Linked DNA regions of Mus musculus: regions 2 and 3 are each linked to region 1. Evidence: chromatin loops called from intact Hi-C (ENCODE). Cell type or tissue: heart. All regions are shown on one strand. Each heading gives the region's core, and the rest is flanking DNA. Links, peaks and the distances in the headings are about the cores only. Region 1 overlaps Snx10 (sorting nexin 10). Region 2 has its middle 14 kb from the start of Snx10. Region 3 has its middle 18 kb from the start of Gm6559.

Evidence for each region. A loop is a pair of places that touch in the nucleus more often than their neighbours do. Peaks named below come from ENCODE experiments on the same cell type or tissue, not always from the same donor. Only the 100,000 strongest peaks of a DNase experiment are listed, where the experiment ranks them.
Region 2: it touches region 1 in a loop (7-fold over the local background); 24 of 42 quality-filtered maps call a loop at or near these places.
Region 3: a loop joins it to region 1, with 6 times the contacts of the local background. A loop is called at or near these places in 8 of 42 quality-filtered maps.

The regions. Positions count from the first base shown.
Region 1 is chr6:51,574,471-51,584,632 of GRCm38, forward strand. It overlaps Snx10 (sorting nexin 10), which reads left to right. Exons shown (of 7, transcript NM_001127349.1): 3 at 1,433-1,519; 4 at 5,380-5,480; 5 at 5,832-5,930. Among named protein-coding and RNA genes, the nearest start is that of Snx10, 56 kb to the left of the region's middle. In heart, for the core only: a CTCF peak has its summit at 6,055 (motif pointing left); a DNase peak (open chromatin) is centred at 6,041; H3K27ac peaks cover 547 bases.
Region 2 is chr6:51,504,485-51,514,646 of GRCm38, forward strand. No RefSeq gene overlaps it. Among named protein-coding and RNA genes, the nearest start is that of Snx10, 14 kb to the right of the region's middle. In heart, for the core only: CTCF peaks have their summits at 4,997, 5,801 (motif pointing right) and 6,576; DNase peaks (open chromatin) are centred at 4,977 and 6,617; H3K4me3 peaks cover 922 bases; H3K27ac peaks cover 895 bases.
Region 3 is chr6:51,356,689-51,366,850 of GRCm38, forward strand. No RefSeq gene overlaps it. Among named protein-coding and RNA genes, the nearest start is that of Gm6559, 18 kb to the right of the region's middle. In heart, for the core only: a CTCF peak has its summit at 6,040 (motif pointing left); DNase peaks (open chromatin) are centred at 6,043 and 6,383; H3K4me3 peaks cover 618 bases; H3K27ac peaks cover 422 bases.

The DNA.
Region 1 (10,162 bases), core at 3,150-8,149:
CCTAGGTGTGCAGGTTTGGGAGGCTGGGATGGGGGTGTGGTCTTCTGAAAGCTCGTGGTCTTCTCTTCCCAGTCTATTTATTTGTTGAGATTGGATGTGTGGTATAGCTGTGAGCCCTAACTCCCTGTCCATTACTCTCTTCTCTTCCTTTATTCCCTCTCCTTCCCCCTTCCTAACCAAGCAAACATAGATTTATTGATTTATTTGTATTTTTTTTTTCAGGATGGGGTTTCTCTGTGTAGCCCTGGCTGTCCTGAAACTCGCTCTGTAGACCAGGCTGGCCTTGCCTCTGCCTCCCTAGGCCCCCGAGGGCGTGCAGTGAGACTGACTTCTCAGATGCAGGATTAGGGGTGTGCTGCTTTCTAACACCAGACCTGCTGGATGCAGTGTTACTGTCAGCAAACAGGAACTGCTTCTCTGCTTTTGAAAAGTCTCTGACGGACTGAAGAAAACCTCTTGTTTATTATCTGAGCAACAGCACAGAGGTCTGTCCAAACCCATGGCCTGCCTCCCTCTTCTCTTTTGAATTTTCTAAAAAAATTAAAATTTTTTTGTGTGTCTAGGTGTTCTTTCTGCATGTATATCTGTGCACCACAAGCACACAGTGCCCAGAAGACAGGGTCAAATCCGCTAGGAACTGGAGTGCTGGGACGCCAGGAAGAGCAACGAGCGCTCTCTCCAACTCCTTTCTTCTACTCTTACTATCTTTGAAAACAAACACAATTATCCACAATGTTTTTTTTTAAATGTGTTTACTTACTGATTTATTTTGTTGTTTTGACTCGGACTCTGGCTCTGTGGCTGAGCCTGGCCTGGAATTTATGCCCCACCCCCACGCCTCTGTCCCCCCAAGTGCTGGGGTTGCAGGTGTGCCCTTGTGCCTCTGCTGTAGAAAACGTCCCCTTTACTCAAACACAAAGATGAAGGGAAAGTGACTTGATGTATAGAAAATGTAATTAAAAATTGTGAGGGAGAGGGTGTGTGGCTCGGCTGGGCAGTTTCCAGTCCCTAGTGCTTGCTTTTCAAAAGACCTTTGTTGCTTCTCTTTATTTGCTAGACAGGCCCTAGGTGTTTGAGGTGGTGTTAGTAACTGTTGCACTAAAAAGCTGAGACAGATGGCAACTTATTTTTCAAAGATTGAGCCTTCAGGACCAGTTTCAGAACTATCTTCACACACAGGTCATACGCACTCTCCGCTCAGTGTTGCATTATTTAGAAGTTTCCTTGAGGAAAATACGTAATTAAAAAAAAAAAAGAAGTTTCCATTTGTGGCAACGTGTTTTCTGGACTCTGGTGACACCTGATTCGTGGTCTCTACTTCCTTCTTTCTGAGGGACAGCGAGCACACTGGCTGGTACCTCCAGTTCTGTCCGGCTCCCTCCAGCCCTTCCCATAATCCTGACGCTGCTCTTTGTTCCCGATGCCCTTGCAGGAGTTCGTGAGTGTCTGGGTCCGGGACCCCAGGATTCAGAAGGAGGACTTTTGGCACTCTTATATCGACTATGAGATCTGCATTCACGTGAGTACACAGCCAGGAGGAAGCAGGTTTTAGGTGGTGAGCATTTTATGTGACAGAATTGATATGAAGAGCTGAAAAACTTCTTTAACTCAGAGAACTGAGTCAGGATGATTGTAGCTAAGTTTGTATCACAAATGAAGCAGGAAGTGGAAGAGTTGCTTCTTTGAAGCTCATATTGTTCTTATTTAAAATATTAATATTTCAATATTTATTGCCTTTACTTATAAAGATGTGAATACTTTAAAATGAATGGTTAAAGAGTATAACTTACCAATGGTATTTCTTTGTGATATTATATTTCTTTTTAAAAAATATGTATGTATGTATGTATGTATGTATGTATGTATGTATGTATGAGTGCTCTATCTGCATGAATGCCTGCATGCCAGAAGAAGGCACCAGATCCCATTATAGATGGTTGTGAGCCACCATGTAGTTTCTGGGAATTGAACTCAGGACCTCTGGAAGAGCAGCCAACGGTCTTAACCACTGAGCCATCTCTCCAGCCCATGATATTATATTTCAAGATAATATATTATTTGGTAAATCATAGACTTTGAGGGAGTATAGAATTTTGGGGACAAGAGATACAGTAGTAACCATTTTAGATTAATACATGGTAGTAGGTTTTATTACAGCATCTTTTTTCATATGTGCCTTTATACCTTGTCCTATTTATATATAGAATCAGGAATTTGGAAATGACAGTGTACAATTAGTTTGCCTTAGTCTAGACTTTGAGTCAATAGTACAAAGAGGAAGCAACAAGAAGTAACATTCGCCCAAGTGGAAAGAATACGAACCATGAGCTTCCGAAAGCCTGCTTGGTGCGGAGTCTGCTGTGCTTAGCCTGGACAAGGTCAGCAACCTGTCCTGCATCGAGCCACGTGGAAATGTCCCTCGGCAGCAAGAGCAGCAGAGTTTGTCTGTGTACCCCAGAACTCCTGGAAAAGACAGGAGGCAGAGCAGACCGGCCCCTCCTGTGCACCGGGACAGTCTGCTGTATCTGGAAATGTGTCTGGCACAGGCATCTGAGGGCACAAATGAGTTAACATGTAGTGCCATTCAGTGTCATCTGCATAAGGGAAGTCTGAACTCCACTCTACATCTTTTTCCTTCAAGAGTCCCCAGTCTAGAAAATAAGCCAGGTGTAAAAACTGCCCTGCCTTGCCTTGTTTTTCTCTTCTTGCGGTTATTTTCTAAGCCACTGATGTTATTTTGCTTTTGTTTTACGCAAAAGATCACACCAAAGGTGCATCCTGTGTGCAAAGTTATCAACATGTAAGAATAGGCATCTGGGCTGGGGAGATGGCTCAGCAGGTAAGAGCACTGGCTTTTGCAGAGGACCTGGGAGCTGAGGTCCCAGCACCCACATGGCAGCTCACAGCAGCTGGAACTCCAGTTTCAGGGGATCCGGCCTCTCTTCTGACCTCCCCAGGGTTCTGCAGGCACTAGGCGCACAGATATACACTCAGGAGCACACACATACCCGTGAAATTAAATGAATAAGTATTTTAAAAAGGAATAGACGTTTGAATCAGATGTGGGGGTACACACCTGTGATCCCAGCATGTTCGGGGTAGAGGCAAGAGGATCAGGAGTTCAAGGTGATTCTCAGCTATAGAGTGGAGTTCGAGGCCAGCTTGGTCTACATGAGAACCACCTGTCTCAGTCCCTTTAGCCCTCCCTGCCCAAAGGAATGGGGGAAAAAAAAAAGAAGAAGAAAGAATAAGCATTTGAAACAAAATGAAAATTTTAAATAATTTTAAGTATTTAATTACTTCTAAGAGTGTTTGTGGGCCTCATCACATACTTCAGAGCATCATGACATTTGCTTATTTTCAGGAGATAACCAAATACAGATTATTTGGTGCTATACTGTATGATATGAATTCAGAAGCCTACACATAAGAGCAAAAATGCTGTAATAAAACCCACTCTCATGTATTCATCTGAAATGGTTAATACCATATCTCTTTGTTCCCCCGACAATTCCTTCTGTGTTCTGGTGTCTCTCTCTGAAGTAATACTCAGTTGACAATAGTACGTCTCTAGGCTTGGTGATGGCTGAGACAAGCATGTGGATTTAGAGGGACTGAGCCAGTCAGTGTAGACCTGCGCCCGTGGTACAATTCACAGCGGGTAGGTGAGTGAGGCTTTTGGCTAGCCTCCATTAGTTAGCTCTGAGCGCATCTGCTGGGGATCCGTTCACTCAAATGAACCTCAAGGGATATGATACCAGTAATGATAGAGCTGGCTGGCCCTTCAAGTATCTGTCCCTGACCCTGTCCTCTGGCTGAGGGGCTCACAGATGGACCTTATTCTGGTATCAGTATCAGGTGGGTTTTGTTATCAACACCCACAACTGTGTGCCAGAAAACTGGATTTAAATGGGTCCAGCTTACACTGGCGATGAAAGAAGTCCCTGCGGTGGCCTGGTTCTCTCGGAGGAGAGGATACTCAGAGGGTGGACCTTGTTAGGGCCTTCTGCCTCCTCGGTCTCTAAGGAGTGCATTAGTCAGGCAGTTCTGGGCTTTGAAGTTAGGCCTCTCCGGTAGGTTTTGCTTCTGTGGCAGAGTAAGTGTAGTACTGTGGCCTTTGCAGCTGAGACTCTTGACCTCCCTGCATCCAGGAACTTTGCCCTATGTTTCATGGGGACAGCTCATGAACAAAATGTACACAGTCATTTAGATTTCCAAGAAAATGGCAGAACTTCACTGGCAGGGTAGGTTTTGAAATAATGAAGATCTTAGTAGCAAAAGCTAATTTCTCATTTAGCAATGTAATGATTATAAGTGGATCTTCTTTTAAAGTGAATATATAAAATAGAGGGTATTTTTGTTTGTTTGTTTGTTTTGTAGGAATGGTTGAGGCTTTACACAGGATCTTACTCTATAGCTCAGACTGCCTGGAATTCACCCTGTCGCCCAAACAGGTGGCAGGCAATGCTCCTGCCTCAGCTTCTTCAAGTCCTTGGGTTATAGATGCGAGCCACCACACTCAGCCGAGATGGCTTGTGTTTTGAATCTAGCAGACCCAGCTGTTTGTCAGCTTTGTGGTACCCAGAGGGACCGCCTGCTCATTCGGGGTTTACCCAGAGGAGAGGCATCGTGGCTTAGCCTAGGCTGGGGACTTAGGCTTGTTTGTTTCCCAAGTTTGTCTCAGGGCTGCTACGGGGAAACAGACGCTAGCTGGTGACAGTGTTGTCAGCTATACCTGTCAGGTGCTCTCTGGTCCTTTTCATGTCCACCCTGTTTGCCCCACTCAGAGCTGATGTCATTTCCTGGAGGAGAACCAGGGCTGACATTTGCAGATGTCTGGGATGCTTTGTGAAGAGCTGCAGGAAGTCAGTGCTGATCCACGGACGCCTGGACGTGGGGTTAAAAATGCAGTGGATGCGCTGGAGCATTGTGCATTTTAGGGCTCGTGTGTGTTTCTCACGATGGGATCTCACTGTGTAATCCAGGCTGGATTTGAACTCAGTCCTCCTGCCTCCTGCCTGAGTCTGAGATGACAGGGTGGGCAAACATGCCCACTGGAGTTTTCCTTAGTGATCCATCCTTGGAAACAATGCTTGTCGTTAGGAGAGCACAGGCCTCCCTCCTTCAGGAGTCTGGTCAGGGGAGGGCCATGCCCACCCAGGGCTAACACTGCTCATTCCTGTCGTCATGGCTTCTTCTGGGACTGAGACTGATAAGCTACATGAAAGATTTTGCAGTGCACACATAAATGCACACATGTCTCATGGCTTGCACACTACTTAGAGTAGTGAGGGTAACATCATGAGATATAATATATATATATTAAGAAAGTGCTTTTTCCCCTTAGGTGAGGCTCATGTTTTTTCTGTTTCTATACAGACAAATAGCATGTGTTTTACAATGAAAACATCTTGTGTACGAAGAAGGTATAGAGAGTTCGTGTGGCTGAGGCAAAGACTCCAAAGCAACGCGTTGCTGGTGTAAGTGACTTAAAGTTTAAATTACCGGGAGCCATGAGTCTAGTTCTGCTGAAAGTTGATAGCGTTAAGATGCGTGAGGTAAGAACAGGGCACAGGCGTGCTTCCTTTGTGCCTTCTGCATCTGAATTTAATATCCATCTCTTAGCTTTACCAGCCTTTATGGATATTAATCACGAATGGCCCCCAGAAGTGTTTAAAGACAGATTCTCCTTTAAATTAATATCACACGACAATAATTAGGTGATAGCTGTGTGATGATTATTACCGTGCACAGCACGCATGCCTTCATGTTGAGCAATGTCTGTAGCTAAGTCACTGTGATTGGTGATCGACTTTTCTCTTTCTTATCAGACAATTACCAGAACTTCCGTCTAAAAACCTGTTTTTCAACATGAACAATCGCCAGCATGTCGACCAACGCCGCCAGGGCTTGGAAGATTTCCTCAGAAAGTAAGTAAGGGCCTGCACCAGGCAAGGGATGTGGACAGAGCGGGTCTGTGTGGGAGATGATAGCTCTGATTGCTGGCCACCGACATTTATAGCCTGTGTTAGAGCGCCATCTTGTGGCTGGCATCGAATGGTACAGATGTGAACAGCGCTTGCAAATAATGCATGTCTGAATCAGAATAAACACATGGTCTCTTAAGAGCACAGTAGATACAGCGCCAGCATACACATCTGAGGCAGGAGGATTTCTGTGAGTTTGAGGCCAGCCTAGGCGTTGCAGTAAGTTCTAGGCCATTCCTTGTCAAACAAATAAAACAAATAAATATCCCAAAACAATAACTAACCCAGGCAAACAGCAACCAAGGTAAAGCAGATGGCAAGTTACGCAGGAGTCTGGCTGACAAAAGTCTCCCAGGAGATAAGCGTGCCTTGTGTTTACAGGAAACACTTCTTTAAAACTAGCTTCAGATACAGCAGTTAGAACAGCCTGGACGACCCTTCTCTGACTGCATGGCTCAGTTCGTCCTTGCAGAGGGCCGTTTGTCAAGTGCGTGTGTCGTCTGAGTGGTCTCAGTAGGTTGACTCTGGTTTCTGCGATGGGGCACGCTTCCACCCTTCCCCGGGAGCTGCCTGGAGTCCAGGCCACCAGAACTTCCCGTTGTCTCACCCCCTCCCTAGAGGCCTGACACTCACGGATTTGCACACAGATGCTGAAGCTGGGCTGCTGGGGTTCAAATCCTGGGTCTGCCACTTAAGTAGCTGGGAGTCAGGCAAGCCTTTTCCTTTCTCTGGGCCTATGTTGTCCCATCTATAAAACAGGGACAATGATGGCCCTTCCCCCATAAGGGCCGAGACAGGTAAGCGGGCTGAGAGCTGCAGAGCACTTACATAGTGTCTGACAACCTGATTTCTGAGTGTTGGCAGTTATTATTATTTTAGTACTCAGGGCTGAAACAGCTGTGAGCTTGCTTTTCCATCTTGTAGACAAGGAGACAGGCGAGTACAAGTTAGAGGCAAGGCCCCAACTGTCCGTTCTTCTGGTGGCTTTGGGATCTGAAATTACCTCCTTTTGAGTTCACTAAGTAGGACCCCGAGCTGCTCTGAAGTAGCACGCTGCTTTTCCCACGTGGCTCGCTTATAAAGGGCCTGGGTACTAAGTGTGCACATGAATATTAATATCTGTTTCTATTAGATTGGCACGGTGCCTTTCCTTCCAGGAGGTCCCTAGGACACGCAGAAAGCTGGGAGCTGATGAACTGCGGACAGGGAGGACTGACACTGGAGTGACCCCTGTGAAAAGCCCAGAGGAGCTGTTAGATGAGCTGAGGCCTCTGAAAACATCACAGCAGGGTCCTTTGTCATGTCACAGGTGTGACAGAACAAAGCGCTGGTCCAGACTTTCATCATTTCTCCCTTAGGGACAACTGGGTTTATATTATTATTATTATATATTTATATATAAATAATATATATTTATATGTTTTAATAATATATTATTTTAAAAATATAATTATTTTTATTTCATGGACATTCATGTTTTGCCTGCATGCATGGCTGTGTGTGGGTGTCAGATCCCCTGAAACTGGAGTTATAGGCAGTTGTGAGCTGCCATGTGGGTGCTGGGAATTGAACCCAGGTCCTCTGGGGGGATCAGCCAGTGCTCTTAACCCTCGAGCCATCTCTCCCGCTCCTAGGGAGAACTCTGTTAACTGTCGTCTCTAAGGTGCCCAGTGGCGAATGGCTCTCCCTTGAGATGGAGCTCACGTTTGCAGAGCAGCCTCTATTCTGGAAGCTGCTCTATGGGAGCCACAGTGTGGCCTTGTGGCCCGAGCAGGATGGGGGAATCCCATAGGCCAGGCTAGCCCTGGGGCTGGGGGTAGGGGAGTAGTGGGTGGGCGCTGTTGGGCTATTGCAGGTTCAGGGACAGCAGGTGTCTGTGTTTATGTCACTAGGGAAATGCAGGCCACTGATCACTCCTCCGTGGCTGGCCTTTTTAAAGTGTCATGTCATCTAGACTGGCCTCAAACCTGTGTACCGGAGTCTGGTCCTGATTGCCTGCCCAGACTGGGATTACAGGTGTGCACCACCGTGCCCGGCTTCCAGGGTTTGCTCCCTGCAGTGCTTTTAAGCACTGAACTTTGACAGCACTGTGCCAGTATCTGCTCCCGTGGGGACTGAGCTGCTGCAGAGGTGTTTCTGTACTGGGTATTGTTTGAATGTGGCTTTGTCACATGTCACAGAGGAGAACATCCTGCTTCGAGAGCTCAAGGAACTTGGGTCTCCCATCAGCCCTGGCTCTTGATGTTTTCCAAGCCATGGAACCCAGACTCTTTTTTGAGTCCCTTAATTCCTTTGGTTGTCTGTGGAACGGAGTGGTATAGCCAGAGCATTGCTCTCCTTGCTGGGAGTTGTGTTGTTCAGACAGTTAACGACCTGGAAAGGACTCTGAAAAGGACGCGCTGACCTTTCACCCAACAGCCCCGTGCCAGGGATGTAGGCACAGGCACGTTATTCATCCCTAGACGTGTCCACTTCCGTTTGGGAGCTCTTGGTGCTGTGTCTGAATTAATTAAAATTTGCTCTGGGAGCTGGAAGGGAGGCTCAGTAGGTAATCGCATGCACTGCTCTTCCAGAGGACCCAGGTTCAGTTCCCAGCTCCAATGTGGCAGCTCCCATCCCTCTGAAACTCTAGTTCCAAGGGACTCAGGCCATGCCCAGCCTCCTTGGGCACCTGGCAGGCACATGGTACACGCACATACATATAGGACAAACACTCTTACACATGAAGTAAAAATAAGCAAGTCTTAAAAAAATTAGATATCGATTGTCATCTTAGGATCAAATCATGGAGCAGGTTTCTTATGGTCCTCTCAACTATGTATGGCATGTGAGCATTTATTTCCATCATACACAAAGATAAACTGAAGAGATCTAGTTTAAAAGTGAAAAAATAGAAATAGAAACAGGTACAGGTGCATGTAGTCAATCGTGAGGATGCGAGTTGGGTCTCTGGAACCCCTGGAACCCCGACGGTCTACGTGCTTCATCCTGTGGCAGGCACCCCTGCCCCCGCCCCCGGCCTCCAATCAGGCACACAGAGTAAATAAATGATGGTTCCACTTGGCTTTGGACTGGGCCCAGTGGCTGAGTGATACAGGTGAATTTTGCGTCCCGTTCCTTTGTGCAGCCCTCCTGTTTGGTCTGGTTTGGGCATGAGTGACAGCCATCCATGACTGGTGAGAAGCACTTAAGCACTGTCCCTGAGCACACCGTGGTGTCCCCTATGCGCCACTGACTGCTTCCCCATTAAGTAGGGTCATCGGGCTGCAGCCAATCCCTCATTTGGTGTGAGGCCTCTGGAATCAATAATATTAAAGAGGACATATGCCAGTTACAGGCTATAATAAGCATAGATTTAAATTTGATTTTTATGTAAATATTTAAGTTGTTAAAATTCCACAAAAGCAACATATCTCTGCATATGTATGCGTGTATAATGTGAAATGAAAATTTCATTTTAAGGCATTTGTGTAGTAATATATACTTGATACAGGCACAGTGCATATTCAGGCCAACTACGGAGGAGGAATTGGAGACTCGTTTCTCTGATTGGCTGTCAAAGAAGATCATGTGTTGATCTTGTCCAGGCCTGAAGTTGTAGGTGCTTCAGTACTTAACAGTCTTGGCGGGTGGGGTGGGGTTGTCTCGGCTGTACAGACTGTAGCGAAGGCAGAGGTCCTCTGTTCTGGGCACTGCTGTGTTTAAGATCAGCAGAGTGGCCACTGCCAGCTGAACTGGTCACCGTGACTGTGAATTTTCAAACATTCATTGTCCCCCGTGACTGTAATTTTCTTTTTGTAGTCGTTCTCCTAATTATAAGTCGTAAGCGCTTATAATAGCAGCAGAGACATAAAGTTATAGATCGGAGCCCATAAGTCTCCAACTGTGATAGAAGCCCTACTAATTTCCTAGGTTTAATTGCTATGAACGGGAGCCAACTCTTGTATACGGAATGCATCCTGGTGATAGCAAACATCACCCACAGTTAGACTGTGAGTTTACATGATCTGTATTCACTTCTCTGTTGTTTCAGGACAGCCCAGGCTAACCTTGAACTGCCTATGTAATGGAGGATGAGCCCAGACTTCTGACCCTCCTGCTTCTACCTCTCAGATGCTGGCTTTATTAAGTGTACGCCACCGCGGCTGACTATGGTGGGAACGCTTTTTTTTTAA
Region 2 (10,162 bases), core at 2,223-7,222, 71 kb before region 1:
GGGGCTACACTGGGATCCTCAACACCCAGAGTAGTCACCAGGTGGCTAATAAAGATGTTCTATTGGCTTAAACCCATGTCTAAGCATTCTCTGGTGAATGCCCTACAACTCTTGTGAGCCCATAGACTGTGCTTGGGTGCCTCAGTGGGTCATAAAACAGGATTCTTGACTGTCTCTTTCTGTTTACTGTTTCTTTCTTTCTTTTTTTTTTTTTTTTTTTTGTTTTGTTTTTTCGACACAGGGTTTCTCTGTATAGGCCTGGCTGTTCTGGAACTCTGTAGATCAGGCTGGCCTCGAACTCAGAAATATACCTGCCTCTGCTTCCCAAGTGCTGGGATTAAAGGCGTGCGCCACCTCCACCCAGCTGTTTACCATTTCTTAATGCTGCTTCAGAAATCTAACACAAAGAACCCAGGTTTGAGTCTCAGCACCCACATGGTATCCCACAGCCATCTGTAAGTCTGGTTCCAGGTGATCTGATGCCCCTTCCAGTCTGCATAGGCACCAGGCACACACGTGTTCCAGTATAGTCATATATGCAGACATGAAAATTCATTCACATAAAATGAAAATCAAGTGTTGGCTTGGCATGATGGTGTGTGACTTAATCCCAGCACTTCGAAGTCAGGGGGATCTTAGAGTTTGAACCCAGCCTGATCTGCACATCCAGGCCAGCCAAGGCTACATGCATAGAGAAATCCTGATGATGGTAATAATAATAATAATAATAAAATTTTAAAACAAAAAAGGAAAGAGGTTGGGGAATTGACTGTCCTTTTACATGCATTACTATAAGGGGTAGGGGCATACAACTAAACAAAATGAGGGTCCTAGGGCGCGAAATTGTCTCCTGTGTTTGCCTGGCTCTGTTCTACACCTTCCAGATCCTATGAGCTAGAACAAACCTTCAACACGGATATTTGGAAACTAAAGAACAAAGCAACAAAATAAAAGCCTGGTCTCAGACCAACTCTACAGCAACCATACAAGGAAAGTGTGCGGGGAGACAAGCAAACTGGACTACTCCGGGGAGGAAAAAAAGTTTACAGGAGTTGGGTGGTGGTGGCGGTGAAGGCCTTTAATCTCAACACTTGGGAAGCAGCAGGGGCAGGCAGATTTGTGAGTTCCAGGCCAGCATGTTCTACAGAGTGAGTTCCAGGACAGCCAAGGAAAAACCCTCTCTCAAAAACACAAAAACAACAACAAAAACAGTTCATGGTGTGTGTGTGTGTGTGTGTGTGTGTGTGTGTGTGTGTGTGTGTGTGTACAAACTGTGGGGCTGCCTTTGAGAACAGAGGAGAGCAGCCTGCTGTGTAGTGCCAGCAGGTTTTATCTGACAGTCAGCTCTTGAGCTGGCTCTTTGAGCTGATAAAGCTGATACAATTCAGATTAATCAGGAACTAGATGCCCTCAGGCAGGCGGGGGCAGGGTGTGGGCAGAAAGGGAAGGGCTTGGATTTTCTTGGTAAGTAGAACTCTGGCTTTTGAGAATCCTGAGGAAAGCTGAGTTTAAGCTTCTGTTTCCCCAGTAACAATCCTGCTTACCCAGTCAGAATGCTTCTGCTTAGGACATTGTCATAGGCACTGCCATTTTAAGGATCCATTTTGGACCTAGTAGATCAGGTATTTTTATTTGTTTTCTTTGTTTTTGGTGGGGCTTTTCTTTTTATTTCCCTTCACTTTGTTGAGACAGGGTCTCACTAGGTAACACAGGGTCTTGCTAGGTAACAAGAATGGTCTAGAATTTATTGTATAGACTGGCCTGGCTTCGGACTCAACCGAGATCCACCTACCTCTGGGATTAAAGGCATGTGCCATCATGTGCCATACCTGGCCTCTGTGTTTGACTTTTGAAAGCTTTATTTATTTCAATTTTATGTGTTCTTAACTGCTGAGCCATCTCTCCAGCCTCGTATATGTATAGTCTTTAGAATATGTATGTGTGTGATTTAATAGGTATTTTATACAAATTTAATTATATGTCATATACAGTTTTGTTTTGTTTTGTTTTGTTTTTGGTTTTTCGAGACAGGGTTTCTCTGTGTTGCCCTGGTTGTCCTGGAACTCACTTTGTAGACCGGCTGGCCTCAAACTCAGAAATCCGCCTGCCTCTGCCTCCCAAGTGCTGGGATTAAAGGCATGCGCCACCACGCCCAGCTATAGTTTTGTAATGTTTTAAACTTAACATATATTTCCATATTATTCAATATATGATAATAATTTAGTATTTCTTTTATTGTTGTTTGTGTTTATGGGGGTATGGTGAGGGTATAGGCACATTTTCAGGTATGTACATGTTGTGGAAGGCAGGGATTTACCTCAGAGGTGTTGGTTATTAAATGTATGTATGTGTATATATATGTGTATATGCATATATATGTATATTTATGTTTGCCTGCATGTGTATCTTTGTAATATGTGCGTGCAGTGTCCTTGGAGGCCGGAGGGGCATTGGATCCTTTGGGACTAGAGTTACAGATGATTGTGAGCTGCCACGTGGGTGCTAGGAATCAAACCTGGGTCCTCTGGAAGAGCAACCAGTACTCTTGACCACTAAGCTCTGTCTCTATCCTCTTGTTTTGTTTCTGACACAGGGTTTCTCTTTAGCCTGGAACTTGCTAGGCTAGGCTGCTGACTGAGGAGTCATGGATCATCCATCTTTTCCATCTCTCTGCATCTGGCACTCCAGGGGCATTCTACCCTCTCTGGTTTGGTTTTTTAACTCAGGTGCTGGGGAATCAAACTCAGGGTGCATGAAAAGCACCCTACTGGCTTAGCATAGACCTATATATTTATTTACTGACTGACTTACTTAAGGTTGGCTCTCATTCTGTAGCCCAGGATAGCCTCAAAATCAAGACAGCTCTCTTGCCAGGCAGTAGTGGTGCACACCTCTAATCCCAGCACTTGGGAGGCAGAGGCAGGAAGATTTCTGAGTTAGAGGCCAGCCTGGTCTACAGAGTGAGTTCCAGGACAGCCAAGGCTATACAGAGAAACCCTGTCTCGAAAACAAACAAACAAACAAACAAACAAAGACAGCTCTCTTACCTCTACCTCCCATCAGCTGGATCCTGCCTGGGGCTCTCCAGTGTCAGGATTATTAGTGGCTTCCAGGTGCAAGCCTGAGATACAGCTTCCACCCTGCCTCCTGCTAGAAAAGCCCTTCCTGAGATCCCTCTACTCAGGCCAAGGACGCATGGAAGAATTCCTGCAGGAAGCCTTTGTGTGTTTCTGATTGGCAGGGATGGTGTTAATGACCAGGAGGTAAAGCCCTAGGCTAGAAGACCTAAGGGGTTTAGCAGCCATCTTGTGAGTTAGTTTTTGTTTTGTTTTCTTTTGTTTGTTTTGTGGGAGTGGTGAAGTGAGAAAGCAGTGCGGTCTTCTTCAAGGTCATACAGGCTCTGGCCCTGAGCAGGGTTCATGGCTAACCTGAAAGCCATGGTTTATTTGAAAATATTTTCACACAGAAAGAGGTGTCACATCCATTTTGGGTGGTCAGCTGGGAGCTGACAACTGTGCTGTGTTGTTTGGTCTTGGTTGCTGAGAGCTTTCAACCAGACTCCTTTCTCCCCTCCTCGGTTCCCTTAATTTCCTGTCTTTTTGCCCTGCCTCAGGATTATAGACATAAGCCCCACAGCTGGCTAAATTGATGGTTCTCCTGTCTGGTCGTCTACTGCAATTACCCAGAAGGCATATAAAACAGCAGAGTCTAGATCCTACTCCATACCCAGAGCAACAGGGACTGTTAGATCTCTTTAGGTGATTCAGTGAGATATTTTCTATTTATTTTTATTTTTATTTTTGAAACCAGTCTCACTGTACAGCCTTTAGAACTCACTATGTACCCCAGGCTAAGCTCAAACTCACAGAAATCAGCCTGCCTCTGAGTGCTGAGATTAAAGGCATGTGCCCGCCACCACACCCAATTTATATAGTGCAGGGGACAAAACCCTGACATCCTGCACGTGAGGCGAGCACTCCACCAACTGAGCTACATTTCCAGGCAAATACCCTTAAATGTTATCCTGCCTTAGTGGTTCACTGTGGCTAGCACTGAGTGTGGGGGCTAGTCCCAGCGCTTAAGTTAAATACAGCTTCACTCTCTCTACCTCCTAGCTATACTGAATATCCCAGAATGGGGGTTGTGGCGGAGCCACACCTATGCTGATTCTCCAGAGACTTTGAATGTTGCAGATCAGAGACAGATTATCCTGAGCAATCTTTGATCCCCCTTCATAGCTATGTATTGCCCTCATCTGTGTGCGACCTATGTGTCACTTGAAATGTGCTGTGGTGTATTAGATTGCTACTTTTCATCAATCACAAACCAAGAATAGCCACAGATAGCATCTCAAAACTATGGGAGAGACCCCCTTCCCTATACTCAGAGCTATGGGAGAGACTTTCTTTCCTATACTCAGAGCTATGGGAGGGACCCCCTTTCCTGTACTCAGAACTGTGGTAGGAATCCCCTTTCCTGTACTCAGAGCTATGGGAGAGACATCTTTTTATCATCTGCTTGCCTAATGTTCTCACCAATTTCGAGGAGCACATTACTTTATGGCTGCTTTGTTCTGCAAAAACCTATGAAACTGCTACCATGTCGGATATGTTTGACATTTGTGGACATCTGACTATTCTCAAGCCATGGCCACTCATCACTGCTTTCAGCATAAACTCACTGTTATTCCCGTTGATGAGAGCTGTGTTTTGCATCCACGGAAGGGACTGTGGAGTCTGAAGGAGTCTGGGCACTCCCTCGGGATACCATTTTCTTCCTAAGCAGATTCGAGTCTTTGTTGCTTTATTGAAAAACTGGATATGAGAATTAGTACAAAAAGATGGTTTATATTTACTGAGGAGACAAGAGCCCTCAGCTTCTTTCTACAACGCTTGCAGCGTGATTTCTAAAGATAAAAGGAGCGCAGGGAGTGCGCATGCTCAGCTGTGAGGTAAGTTACCAGCGGGGGTAAGCGGTTCCTCTGGGGGACAGCGCCACCTCTGGCGTGCTCCATTGCTCCATTGCATGAGATTCTTCTCGACTCCAGCATGGGGCTACATGACGCCAGCATGGGCCTTTCTGGATAAATTTTAATTCTTTCGGGTCCTTGTTAGAGAGCTTAAACTCCGAGGAGAAAAAAATTAGAAAGTGGAAAAAGGATCAACTGGTCAGATTTAAGCTTACCTCTGAAGCTGCTTCCTGGTGGCCTGGAAAAGAACCTTAGTGAGCTGGACCGTCTTACGTCAACTCCGTCACAGGCTGATGGCGTCTGAGAGGAGGGAGGCTCAACTGAGAACATGCCTCTATAACACCAGGTTGTAGGAAAGCCTGTAGGGCATTTTCTTAATTAGTGATTGATGGACAAGGCTCAGCCCATTCTGGGTAGGGTGGACTGGTGGTCCTGTGTCCTATAAGAAAGCAGGCTGAGCAAGCCATGGGGAGCAAATCAGTAAATAGCACTCTTCCACGGCCTCTGCACCATCTCCTACCTCCGGGTTGCTTCTTGACTTCCTTTGATCGCGAGCAGCGTTGTGGAAGCCTAAGACACACTCTTTCCTCCCCAAGCTGCTTTGCTTGTGATGTTTCATCAGAGTGATTGTAACCCTAAGACATTTAGCTTTAAGGGGACCTGCCGCTGGATTCCCATGGCTCTGTCCCTTGAGGGAAGCAGCCTGGACCATATTCTGCTCTTTCAAACTCCAGCTTCAGTGGATTGTTCTAGCTCGAACTCTTCTTATTCCTTAGCTTGAACTTTTCAGCCCTTGTAACTCTGAGCCAAAGGGGATGTCTCAGGACATTCTTCCAGAAGAGGGCGCTGTTCCACCCTTGCTGAAATCATTCTGAGAGCCGTCAGGTCTTAAACGTCCCAACACTGGCAGGAGCCAAGCTATTCCAGACATTTAATTAATTAATAGCTTTCAGGAGGCAGAGGCTAGTGGATCTCTGTGAGTTCCAGGACAGCCTGATCTACAAAGACCCTGTCTTAAAAACAAAACAAAACAAACAGAAAGGCATACAGTTGCCAGAAAATTGTGTTTGGTAGAAAACAACCAACCAACCCAACCAACCAACCATCCCAAAACCCTCCTCAATCCACCACCACCAAAACTTTCTTTACTCCTTCCACCCTCTCTCCTCTCCCTCTCTCCCTCCTCGTCCTCCTCCTCCTCCTTCTTCTCCTTTCTCTCTCTCTCTCTCTCTCTCTCTCTCTCTCTCTCAAACCCTGTCTCAGAAAACCAAAGGAAAAACCACTAACAACAAAACATAATTAATTAATTGTGTATGTATGTGCATGTGTGCATGCACTCCATGGTGTACATCCTGGAAATTGGTTCTCTTCTTCTACTAAGAGAGTTCAAAGGGTTGAATGCAGGTCATCTGGTTTGGTGGCAAGTACCTTTAACCGCTGGGCCAGCTTGCTGACTCACCAGGATGCTGTGGATATGCCAGGGAAGAACCTCTATCTGAGTGTAGAGTGGGGCTCTTGTAATATAATTTGCCCTGGCTGAGCACTGCCCAGCCTTCTCAACCCTCTCTGGAAGGACTGTGTTGGGACACTTCATTGTCTGGTCCACCAGGGCCTGAACACCTGTGGTCTTGGAATGGGCTTTTGGGCTTTAACAAAAAGTCTATTTTTAGGGAGGCAAGAAGTGACAAAGCTGAAACAATGGGTAACTTAGAGATAAGGATCAAGACTATTGTTGGAAACCCCATGATTCCTTAGCAAGATTTCTTGGGCCTTGTCCAGACACTGACACAGCAGGGGCAGCCTGGGGGTGGGGTGGGGGACCAGAGGGTAACTCCCTCTCTTTGATTTTTGTTTTTTTAGGTTTTTCGAGACAGAGTTTCTCTGTGTAGCCCTGGATGTCCTGGAACTCACTCTGTAGACCAGGCTGGCCTCGAACTCAGAAATCCGCCTGCCTCTACCTCCCAAATGCTAGGATTAAAGGCGTGCGCCACCACGCCCGGCTGTGACTCCCTCTCTTATGGTCAAGTGAAGCAGAGGACTAAAGAATCTGGATAGGGAACCAGAGTGGATGGGTGGTGACTCAGATGGGTGGTGAACCAGAGAGGCTGGATAGAAAGGACAGCATATAGGGTGACAGTAACATAAGCTACTTAGAAAATTCAAGCTCTGGCTGAGGTGCAGCTCAGTAGCACAATGCTTACCTAGTGAACCCAAGGCCTGGTAATCATCAACTCTGTGAAAAGAATGCTACAATAGAACACACACACAAAAAAAGAAAAATCAAGGCCCAGAGTATACATAACAATTCTTTGGATGTATGTATGTATGGTGTGTGTGGTAATACGTGTCATTCTTTGAATATATGTATGGTGTGTGTATGTGTGGCAATACCTGTCATGCATGTGCATTATGTACCAATAGCATATTTAATTTTTTAAGATTAATTTTATTGTTTATGTGTATATAGGTGTTTTGCCTGCATGTTAGTCTGTGCACCTATGCATCCAGTGCCCATGTGAGCCAGAAGAGTGGACCAGATGCCCTGAACTGAAGTTACAGTTGATTGTTATCTACCATATAGGTCCTGGAATTGAACTGAAGTTCTCTGCAAGAGCAAGGAGTGCTCTGATCTGTTGAGCCATCTTTCCAGCCTTCAATAGGAAGTTTTAAATAGAACAGGAATATGTGCGGATTTCCATTTTTAGAAGGTAACTCTAGCTAGCATTTAAAAGGAAAATGGTAAATACAAGAACAATAGGAACCAGATGTCTGGGATCTTGGCTCAGCAAATAAAGGCACTTACCACTAAGCCTGACCACCTGAGTTCTGTCCCTCGGACCCATGTGATAATAAAGATTTTAGAATGTGGGCCCATGGAACAAGCCAGTAAACAGAATTCTTTCTGTAGCCTTTGTTTCAGTCCCTGTTTCTAGGTTCCTGCCTTGAGTTCCTGCCCTGACTTCCCTTCATGATAGACTGTGATTTCTGTGTGTAGCCAGAGAAACCCTTTCCTCCTTGGTTGGTTTTAGTCAGTGTTTGATCACAGTCACAAAAAGCAAACTAACATAGTAATAAGGTTATATATATTATGTATAATATATGTATATTATATATATATATAAGGTTAATATATATATTATGTATGTACTTGGTTGAGAGTTTTTATTGCTGCTGCAAAGGACTGGAGTTCAGTTCCTAGTACACATGCCAGGTGGCTCACATCTGCTTATAAACTCCAGTTCTAAGAACTTTAACACTTGTGGCCTCCAAAGACACTTTCATCTTATATGCACGTCCTTCTCTCTCTTTTTCTTCCTCTCATCTACCTATCATCTATCTATCTGCCTATTTATTTGAGATAGGTCTTACTGTGCATCTCTGCCTTTTTACTTTCTCCTTACCTAAGTGTAACCTTCCAGAGAGAGACATCGCTTACCTGCGCATGGCACTGACACAGCACTGAAACCGTATGAATGAATAAAGCAAGTGTAGTGCTTGGCCCAGGGAGTGGCACTATTTGGAAGTGTGGTCTTGTTGGAGGAATTGTATTGCTGTGTGGTTGGGCTTTGAGACCCTCCTCCTAGCTACCTGAGAGATTCAAGTCTTATCCTGTTTGTCTTTGGAACAAGACGTAGAACTCTCACTCCTCTGGTGCCATGTCTGCCTGGATGCTTCCATGCTTCCTGCCTGGATGATAATGGACTGAATCTCTGAACCTTTAAGCCAGCCCCCATTAAATGTTGTGTTTTATGAGTTACCTTGGTCATGGTGTCTCTTCACAGCAATGAAACTCTAACTAAGACAGCAAGCATATCCTCTTCAAGAGCTGCCACAGTGTGACTGTGGGCTGTTATACACATGATCTCCCAAACAACCCAGTTAAGTAGATAACATTGCAGATAAGGAACCTGTTCAGAGGGGTACTTTACCCTGTGTTGTCTGGACATCACAGCATCCCTAGACTCAATCAGTTCAGAATCACACTTATTTAAAAAAAATATTGGGCTGGTGAAATGACTCTGCAGATGAAGGTGCCAGCCACCAAATCTGAGGACCAGAGATGGATTCCCAGGACCTGCGTGGTGGAAGGAGAGAACTGCTTCCTAAAGTGGTCCTCTGACCTCCCTCCTACAGTGCTCACCCAAACCTTCATGCACACAAAACACATGTATACCTACATACATGTTATGAAAAGATTTATAAAAAAAGAGACAAAGATAGGTGGGTAGAGGAGAAAACTGGGAAGAAAATTTAAAAAAACATAAAAAAGCAAACCATCCTTGTTAAAAACTGTGTCTGTACTGAGCCCATGCAGACTTCTGTAGTTCTCCAACAAACAACACAAGCCTAGTTTCTGTGGCAGTGCTGCTGGTTGGTATGGTAAGAAACCCGGAGATAACTGGGACCTTAGAGGGAAGCTGTGTGTAGGCTGTGGCCTTGAACTTTGGACTGTACTATCAGCAGGAGTCTTGGAAACACACTCCATCTATTGCCTGCACGTGGCTATTCTCTGCAATGTACCCATGCTCTAAAGCAGATCCAGGGCAAGGGCTAGAGTCTCTGGCTGAGCAGTGCAGAGCAATCTCTCAGCGCCTCAGAGAAAAAGACTTTTCCACCAGACTCTCATTCATGCTTTGTTGGTATTGATTACACCACAGTGGGACTGATTTCAAAGGTCCATTAATTAAAGTTTAGGTTCAAGTTATATCCGCTAAAGTTGTTTTTAACAACTTTATAACAACTAGTTATTGTATCAAACAAACAAACAAAAAACAACTGTTGTTGTGTTTTTGTTTGTTTGTTTGATACAGGGTCTTTCTACATAGCCCTGGCTGTCCTAGAACTCACTATGGAGACCAAATTGGCTTGGAGATTAGCTAAACTCAGAGAGATTAGCCTGCCTCTGCCTCCTGCGTGTGTGTGTGTGTGTGTGTGTGTGTGTGTGTGTGTGTGTGTGTTAGCCTGCCTCTGCCTCCTGCGTGTGTGTGTGTGTGTGTGTGTTAGCCTGCCTCTGCCTCCTGTGTGTGTGTGTGTGTGTGTGTGTGTGTGTGTGTGTGTGTGTGTGTGTTGGAGGAGGGGAGATTGAAACCTGGAGCTTCCACTCCTGAGTGTGTATATATTGGGAGTGTGTATATATTGGGGGAGAGGAGATTAAGCCAGGAGCCATCACCCCCTGCCTTGATGATAATGGAC
Region 3 (10,162 bases), core at 3,195-8,194, 220 kb before region 1:
GGTCCAAATGACAAACAAAGTTCAGTTCCACCCCAAATTCCCCGAGGGGACCCGATGAGTTTATTGGGCTTACTTAAAAGAATGGCTTAGGGCTACTGACCATAGCATGAGTGACTCCAAAGCAACCACACTGAAATATCTTTGCCCAGCACGGAGAATGCCTTTCCTATCATTACATAGATGGACTTCTGACATGGAAAGTTAAGGGTTCTTTGGAAAGTCAGTTGTGTCGGATGGTGTTTTGCTGGGGCAAACATGTGAAGGAATGTTTTCCTGAAGCAGACACAGCTGAAAGGATGTTTTGCTAAGCAGACACATGAAGGAAAGCACACACAGGTGAAAGGACATTTCGCTAAGGCAGACTAGTGAAGGAAAGCTTTGCCGAAGCAGACACGTGGAAGGATGTTCTGCTAAAACAAGCACATGAAAGGGCGTGTGATGAAGGGCTCTTTACTAATGACAAGCATGTCGAGAGAGGAACACAGGAGAACTTCTAGCATCCCTGCTGATCCCAATCCCTCCTGAAGACTCGTGCCAGTGCAGCTGAGGCCTGGTTGTTCCTGCGAGGTCATGCCCCCACTGCTGCTATCCCGACATGACTGGACTGGACTGCTGGTATAGCCACGGAATGTTCGCAAGTGCGTCGAACTACAACTGCTGACCTGTGAACTGAACTGCTGGCCTCCTGACAACACAGATGGGATTTGCTCCAAGGAACAATTTCTAAACAGGTCTGCTTCTCTTGTATCCTAATATCCTTTCTTTCCCCCTAACTCTGGTCAGTGGTGGACTAGAAGGGAAGTTAAAGCATTTAAGAACCATCATTACAAGTAGATTTTGAAAAATTTAAGTTACAGACTTCCCTTCCCCTAGTCTTCCTGCACCTGTAGAGGCAAAGCACGAGGCCCGTTGCCTGAATAGCCCTTCTCCTCCATGACTCAAAAACAACAGGTGACCTCCCCTCTAAGTTCTGGGACTTTACAGCAGGGAAAATAGCATTGAGAGAAAATAACTCTACTAAAGACCTAGTCAGCCAGCTTAAAGAGTTAGACTTTACTGGGAAGTGTTAGCCACACTTCTGACCCACACCCAACATGCCCAGCCATCAAGATGGAGCCTCGGACTGAGGAAACATTTTTTTTTACTGTTCATCAGTGGCAATTATGTGATCCTTATGGTATATAGGGAAGCCAGACATGCAAAACAAGTTAGATGGCATGCTCCAAAGATATAATAAAGTTATATGTAATGTACAAAGCACCCACAGATGTGTGAGAAATAAAAAATAAGCTATATGTATATGGCGTTCTACAACAGTATAGCAACAGTATCCTTAACTTAGCAGCTTAAACCCAGACACAATACTCTCTCAGCTCCTACTGCCCAAAATCTAGGTGTGGCTTACCCTCTGCCAGGTTTCCGTCGAGTTACTGCCAGAGCTGGGTTATCAACTGAGCAGCCAGCTGTGGACCGGTCGTTTCCAATCGAATGTGCTAGGTAAACTGAACTTCAACATTCACTTTCTCGTTAGGTGTTGGAATCAGGGCTGCCAATCAGCAGCCACCCTCAGTTCTGTGTAACATGGGCCTTCCCAACATGGCAGAGAGGGACTCAGCAAGACAGAGTTTACAGACCTGGACATGTAACCATGGACGGGACACCCATTACCTGTATGATGTTTTATTGATGTCCATCTCCTGTCTTTCCTTAAGCTCAACTAACAGTGGAGTTAGGATCTTAGAAAGAATCATGAAATGTTCTTCCAAAAAAATAACAGCCAGGCTTCAGTTCATTTTCTGTGAGAGAATTAGATGCCACTTTTGCTGAAGGGCATAAAATCCACATCTTCTTCTTCTCCTCTAAAGGATCTATTTCTCAGGGAGACATCCTCTGAGCTGGATGGGAAGACAATGGGCCCATGACTTGCTTGGTAGCCCTAGAACCTAGTCCAGTCAGCCTTGCAACAGATGAGGCAAAAGTAAGTGTTTGTGAATGACAATTTGCCATTCAGAACAAAGAAAATCTGGTCACCCCCAAAGAGAAAGAAGATGGTGTTTTACTGGAACAAAGCCAAGAAAAACAATTATATCTCGTCTCAACAGCAGTTAAGGGACACTACAGACCTCTGAGCAGAATCAGAATGGCAAAAGCCATTGTGTTAATGTCTCACTAAGCCTTGGCAGAAAAGTGCTATTAACGCCAAGGGCACTGAGAGGCCGAGAAATGATCTAATCCAGGAAGCTCCCCCAATACTATATTTACACAAATGATAAATAGGTTTAAAGAAAGGAGAAACCAACTGGTGCTAATAGCTGGGGAAAGAAACTATTGGAACTGAGCCCTGCAGGAATGCCTTCCATCCAAGACCTAGACAGCTTTAAGAGCAATAGATCCTTTAGAGGAGAAGAAGAAGATGTGGATTTTATGCCCTTCAGCAAAAGTGGCATCTAATTCTCTCACAGAAAATGAACTGAAGCCTGGATGTTATTTTTTTGGAAGAACATTTCATGATTCTTTCTAAGATCCTAACTCCACTGTTAGTTGAGCTTAAGGAAAGACAGGCTATGGACGCGTTTCTTTCTGTGGCTTTCACCAGCCAGAGAATGTGGAATGGATGGTTCGAACCCATCCCAAAGGAAAGGCACCAGGAATGCAAATCGCTGTTGCAGGGAACTTTAGCAAAGAGATGTATAAAGTCATGTGTCCCAGGTAAGTCTGGGACTGTGCATAGGAGATTTAGGGAACAATGAGGTGTGAGCAGCTCACTGCTACACAACTGATGAAGAAGGAAGGGGTGGGCAACCTTGAAAACAACAGCAAAGGCATGCAGGAGGCAGCTGTTTGGAAACAGATAAAGGATCCAGCAAAGTTGAGTGTTCTTGTTTTCTGATTGATGAGATTCTGTACCGCGAAATGGTATCCAAAACCACACGGTCCAGGGACCAGTGGCAAAGATTAACAACAGTTTGGTTTGTCACCGCGGGGCCTTAGGCAGCAGCTGAACAGGAGTACTAAGCCATCTATAAAGTCATCCTTGGCATCAGAAAATTCATAAAGTATCCCGTGGGAGTCAAGCCCTGTTCTGTTGCCAATGCTCCTGTCTGTGTGCCTGCATCTTCAAGACTGTCTGCCTACCGTTTTACCTCCAAGTCTGAGACAAGCTTGTTTGTAACTATGAGGTAGTCATCTATTCCTGGCGTGGACTCAATATGCCCTGTCTTACTTCCTTGACATTTTATGTAAAATAGGATTCAGGGTGGCACTGTGGATCCACTCTAGACCTGGTTGTACCCATGGGAGCTTGTATCTCACAGGAACATTAACAGCCTCTTAGGAACTTGGTATTCAGAAGTTTCATTCCCAGAAGCCGGATCTGTGTAGGATACCAGGGAACTCAAGGCTTTTGAGTTCCAGAGTATTGCAAACTAACACTGCTCATTGTTCTTACTTAAGCCGCTTTTTCTCCTTCGTCAAGATGCGTCAGCATTTTCTCCAACAGCTGAAAGGGCAGGGGGACAGTATTCAGTCCTCAGTTTCCCTCACCACACAGGAGAATCATCACAAGAGTTAGCAGTACAGAATCAAGAAGTCCCTGGAGCTCTCTGTCCTTGGATCAGGGCTGTGCCACGTCTATAAAAGGGTCCATATAAGTCTGAGTGACAACTGCCACGTGTGTAAGAAGTACCCCCCACGGCAGAAAATGCACACTGTTTCTTCACTCATTTCCACCAGAAGAAATGACCTCTGTACTAACAGATACGCTAATCTAGAGAAATATCCCGGAAGACTTGACAGACATGGCATTATGTGTGGGGAAGATGATGTGTGGAGTTAAACTGGCTTCTCATGTATTCAGCCCCAGGCCAGCAGCTGTCTCCGGGTCCTCAAGTTCTGCTTGTCACACAGGAGCCACACATACACACACACACACACACACACACACACACACACACACACCAGAAATGGTTCTGTAGTCTTCTCACATTCCTCTGAGTGCCCTCGACATGTCACATGCCCTCACTGCAGACACCCACCCCAGTATCTATTATATGGCAGCAGCATACATAGATGTCACGTCGCCTCGTTCTCTTGAGTAACTCAAGTATTCAAATCTGTGCCTTACCCACAGTAGGTGCTCAGTAGACACTTTAGGAAATGAGTGGCCTGTGATTTAATACTGTGCATGTGTACATATACACATGTGTACACGTGTGTGTGCATGTGGAAGCCAGAGGTGGACTCTTTCTTCCTCCTTCTCGCTCTGCCTTATTTTGAGACAGGGTCACTCTCAGAACCCAGAGCTCACTGATTCAGCTCGACTAGGTCAGCAAACCCCACAGAGCCACCTGTCTGTTCCTCCCCAGTTTTAGAGTTACCACCACTAGCAGCTTCTACAGGGATACTGGGGATAGTTAAATCCTCCAGCATCCACTGAGCCACCTTCCCAGACCATTTAATTTTTTTTTTCTCAAGTACACTGACAGACCACTGACTTTGTGCTCAGGAGAGCCGCAGCATATAAACACCTTGAGATAGCTTGTGGTGTTCTACCTAGAGATCAGATATACCCAAACTTCAGCCCATTTTATTTTTGAAAATGGGGGTTTTTTGGTGGCGGCTACTTCCAGATGGAGATGAATGGAGGTCATGGTAATTTGTAGTGTGTTCTGGAATGTCGCAAGCCTCTCTTGAATGTGCAGTGTCCCCCGTGTGGTGTCCTAAGTTCTCCGAGATTTTTGTTACTGGCGTGTCCTACCTAACAAGGATCTCTGAAAACATTGCTCACGGGTATTGGTCACTGACTGTGCATACCGTCTGTCTGCCACAGCGGTTATGAAGCCCTCCTGTCCAAAGAGTCCTCTTCATCAGTGCCTGCCGTTGGCGGTGGCCTGCTTCAGTTCACTCAAACCACCAGGTTCATTTTCTCCTCCCTAGAGTTAGTCCTTTTTATCAGAAATAAACAAACAAATCTGGATTGGCTGGTTTACAATTCAGAACAGTTTATAAGATTTCAATGACTGTGTTTTTAGGCACCCTGACAGTACCTGGCTAGCTCCACTGTACAGAGCAACGCTCTCAGGCCCGACAAGCAGCCTTCCACACCCTGCTCCTCTGCCTCATTCTCTGTGAGAATGCATTCACTACAGTTCACTCACAGAAGGCTACTGTGGTTTTTCCAGGAAACGGCTGCCTGACCAGGGAGGCAGATTTTCCTGGGTACAGAATGAAGAAGCATTTATACAGAAATAGACGTGTGTAACAGCACATACACCGTATTAATGGCTTAACGACGATACCTGGGCCTTCCCAACAACCGCTGAGGGTTGCCAAACTGAGGTTGCTTTGTGTTGACCGAGTGAGCATAAGCGGTAGATATAGCTCTTTTTGTCTTGGCAGGGAAGCTGGCGCTCCTGCCAGACTCTACCCTAAAGGAAAGGGCCAACAGACAATAAGTCCATTCAAACGCACTAGCAATTTCTTCCAGTGGGGACTTTACAATTTCTAAATTGATACAAACTTTAAAACCACCCTATTTTAAGGGAAGTGTATATTTTCCAAAAGAAGTTATATATAGCAATGTAATATTGCCAGATTATTGTTGTTGGAAAGGGGGGAGGGAGGGGGTGGGAGCAACTCCCTTCCCAGTGGCTAAATACACGTTATTGCCGACTGGCCTCATTCAGTCAGCTGCTTCATTTGCTGGACTTAAGCGTTGACATGAAGCTTCCCCGCCACTGCGTGGTTGTTCCACCCATGTTTTACTTCTGTAGCTGATTTTGTTGGGTGAATGGGAAAAAAAAAAAAAGTGGAGGTTCTAACAGCAAACCTTACACCCCTCCACAACCAAAATCAAAAAGTCCTTGGAGGACTACCTATAAAAAGTAAAACGTGCTTTTTAACACAAAGTTCAATATTTGCCTGAGTTGGCACAGTCAAATTAGGAGAAAGTGGGGGAGGGGGGTCTGATTGTATGAGGCAGAATTTCAGGTGAACCACTAAGCTGCTCTTCTGAATTGAAAGAGCCCCCTGCTGGCCGGAGGAGGAACAAGCCTGGAGGGCGGGATGGTAGTCGTCTTGAGACTTCCCACTTCCCTAGCCCAAGATGCAGACACCACCAGACAGTGTTTAGGGCTTGCTCTGTGCCAGGCAGTGTGTAGTGTTCTAGCGCTGAAGGTAGTATGCTAAACAATGAAGACGGACAAGGTCTTTGACTTACGGGGATCTTCACTGCAAACGGGGAAACAAACAGATAATTAAAATAGAATGTCAAGCACAGGTGGAACCCGTGAGGAGCGCTGAGAAAAGAAGCAGAGAAGAATAAGAGAGGGCTGCCTGAGTTGGAAGGCGGAGGAGAATCTGTGGGCGTGGTTTGTGGGCAAGGGGCGGGGCCAGTATGAGAGCCCAAAAGCAGAAGGGATGGGGAGTGTGCTGAGTGCCAAGGAGGGAGTTAGAACCTCCAGTGATACAGTTTTGATTTTTCACGGGAATTCGGGAGCAGCCTTGAACAGAAAACTGACTAAAATCTTTGCCTTGTAAAAGGCGATGTTGTGCCACAGGGAACAGAAACTGCCAATGCCCAATCTGAGAGCCCATTAGGACTTACTGATGTGACGGTTCTAACAATTCATTCAAAGAAGAGTTATAGGCCCTCCGCCCTCAGAGAGATTTTAGACAACCTGAGGAAATGAGGTAGACTCACTTCAAATTAAACTCTCAAGAGGGAATAGAAAGCTGGCTCAACAGTTAAGATTGCCTGCGGCTCTTTCAGAGGGCCTGAGTTCAGGTTCCAGCACCCATGGGCAGTTCAACCAACTAGAACTCTAGCTCCAGAGGGTCCGAGGCCCTCTGTTGACCTCCAGAGTCACTGTAGTCGTAGGCACAGACCCCCTCATACATGTAATTAAATATAAAAAATAAATCTTCCAAAAACTCTAGATTTAGTTCATTTATGTGACAACTATTTTGCCAGCATATATGTATGTGCACTGCATGCATGTCTGGTGCTGGCAGAAGTCAGAAGAAGTATAGCATCCCCTGGAACAGAATGAATGGATGGTTTGGGATGGTGAGACTCCATATGGATGCTGAAAATTGAACCTGCGTCCTCTACAAAAGCAATAAGTACATCTTTTAAAAAAAAAAATTCAGAGTAGGAATGCTTCAAAATGGGGACAAAGTGCTTCAGATGGGGACATATTCACAGAGAAAGGATTTGCAGATAGACTGGGAAGTCCCTCCCATGGGTGCTATCTCTGAAGGATGGTGACAACTCAGAGAACCATGAGAGAAACGGCTAAAAGAAGATCAGTAAGCATGATCCAGTAGCACAGTACCTGTGGAAGTACTGTGGAAGGCCCTGGATTCGATCCCCTATACCGAAAAGGATAAAGGAAAAAACCAAAAGTGTTGGGAAGAACAAAATACTATTTATGAAGGAGACGGAGAAGTCACCGCTTCCTGATGTCCTGGTGGAGTCTGGGGACAGATCGAAAGCATGGCTTATCCCCAGAGCCTCAGCTAAGTGTCTGTCATGGATGCTGTGTTGTGTCTGTCATGGATGCTGTGTTGTGTCTGTCATGGATGCTGTGTTGTGCCACCCAGATCTCCCATTCAGGACTCACCTCCAGGAAAAATCGTAGGCTGTCTGGCCCCTACTTCCTGCCTGGGGGAGGTCACCTTGCCCTAGGCCATGTCTCCTTCCTGGGGGGCAGCCCACAGCAATAAGTGGCTAATAAGACCTACTGCTTTCCCCCCAAAAAGGCCAACTCTGAAGGGCCACGCAGCTCCAGTGCTCGCCCTTGTGACAGTGTGACTGCAGAATAGCTACCCTGTGGGCCGATCATCCTGTTCCTTTCTCTTCCCTCCTAAAACACTGATGCTGGTGGTAAGAAAGAGCCCTGGGGAACTGGCCTGGATGTGTCAAAGCCAGACTCAACTTCTCCAGGAACCTAGTAGCTGCAGGGTCTTTATTTACATAAACAAAGAGAAAAAATGACAGTATCACAAAGATTCGATCTAAAAGCTGCCTGTAACGGGTGGTTAAAAAGTAGCCTTAAAAGTGGACATTTGAAATTTAAAGGAGTCAGATAGGAGGCAAGTCACAGGGAAAGGTTTTTCCTCAGGACCTGAACCTATCAGGCTTGCAAAGCTGAGACGGGCCATTTACCTTTGTAGGGAGCGTGGTGCTGGGTTTCATAACCCGATTGATGGCTGCTGTCACCCATATAACCTCACAATCTCTTTTAATCTCCGCGCTCCTGTCACTTTGCTGCCATCTGGAGAGAGGATTAATTTCATTTGTCTCCCAAGGAGATGAATGCATCCAATCAGATCCCAGCGCACAAAGGGCCACCATTCTCTCACCCATCAGCTCAGATGGGCTTCAGTGGCCACCTCAGGACACACCCCCCCCTTGCCCTTCATCTCAGAGGTAAACAACCACCTCCTGGCACCACCTGCCACTGAGGGAGGTGGGAAGAGGGCAAAAGCAGCTCCAGGGATCCTGAGACACAGTGGAGAAAATGTTTACAGTTCCCTAGCCCACTGGGCTGTGCACTTCCTAGGGTAGGAGGACTTCTCCACAAGCCCAGAGCATCTTCTCATGAGCAGTCAGGGAGGGAAATGTGCCCTTTTTGGTACAGGGATTGATTTTATACCATAACCAACACTGCCCTAAGTCTCAGACACTCAGAGGAGTAGGTCACACTAGTTCAAGCACCACTACCCAGAGACACAGCAAAACTCAATGGCTAGAAAATTGGTACAAGGAGGGTCATTGATGAGGTAATTAAGGCAACCAAAAAATGATATAGATTTAGGATGATGGCGACTGCCAATTTGGCCCCGTATAAGCTGACTCTTATTCTTATTATCATTTTATTATTAATTGCTTTTTAAGTTAACATACAAATGAATGAGTTTTATTGTGGTGTTTCATCAGTTTTGTTACAGTGTGTGTGTGTGTGTGTGTGTGTGTGTGTGTGTGTGTGTGTGTGTGTAACATACATGTGCGGTCAAAGGACCACTTGTAAGAATCAGTTCTCTTCTATTCTTTCACCCTGTGGGGCCCAGATATCAAACTCAAGTTGTCAGGAATCGTGAGCAGTGCCACCATCCACTGAGCCATCTCACCAGGCTTCATTAATGTGTTTTCAAATATAGAAATCATTACACTTTGTCCTAACCCCTCTGCCACCCCCAGTGGCTTTCCCCTAGGCTCGGTATAAGTTCTGACTAAATAGGGCTCTCCCTATCATCTCAGCGATGTCCGTCTCCATGGCTCCCTCAGTGAGCCAGTTGTCATGGTGAACATGGAACAAACATGCTCTGACCCAAGTGAACTTATAACAAAACTATACTGATGGAGTTGCAAGTGGCTGGCGTCTGCTGGAAGGGAGGAGTCACTGATATCAACACCTCGAAAGGACTATGGGCACACAGCATAAGAGTTCCAGGGGAACAAAGACAGCCACAACCTCTAATAATGAGAAGAAAGGAATGCAAAGGGCAGGATTGTAGGGGAGATGATGAACGCCCCACATAAATGAAATTATTCAATTGAGGGTGTCAAGAGTTACTGGAAGATCCCATGAAATCCTCTCTCAGTCAGAGTAGAGGAAATGGAGTTGGCTGTTCCCACCATTCTAGTCCCATCTGGTCCTCTCAGTGGCTCCATAAGACTTAGCAGCGCTGCTGGCAGACTGCAGAAATGGCTCAGGGGTTAAGAATGTGCATTGCTCTTACAGGGGCTCCGAGTTCGGTTTCCAGCCCCCACTTCAGATGGCTCATAGCCAGACTAGTTAGAAACACGTAGCCCTACGTGGCTTCAAATGCACAGCAAGCCTTTTGCCTCAGCCTCCCTAGTGCTGGCATTAAAGTCATGAGCCACCACACCCAGTTGGTTTCTTAATGGTTTTGAGGAAGGGGAACTCTCAATATATTCAGACTAACCTCAAATTCACCATCCTCCTCTCTCAGTCTCCCTAATGTTGAGCTTACAGGTGTGTGTCACCATGCCTGGCCTAAGAACTTACAATGGGATCAGTCAAAATACAGGCTAGAAATTTGATATGATCAAGTTTACTGTGTGTCATTAGGAAACACTGCATTGCCACGTTTATCTCAAAGACCTGAGATAACTGACTCATGCAGTCCAGAAAGA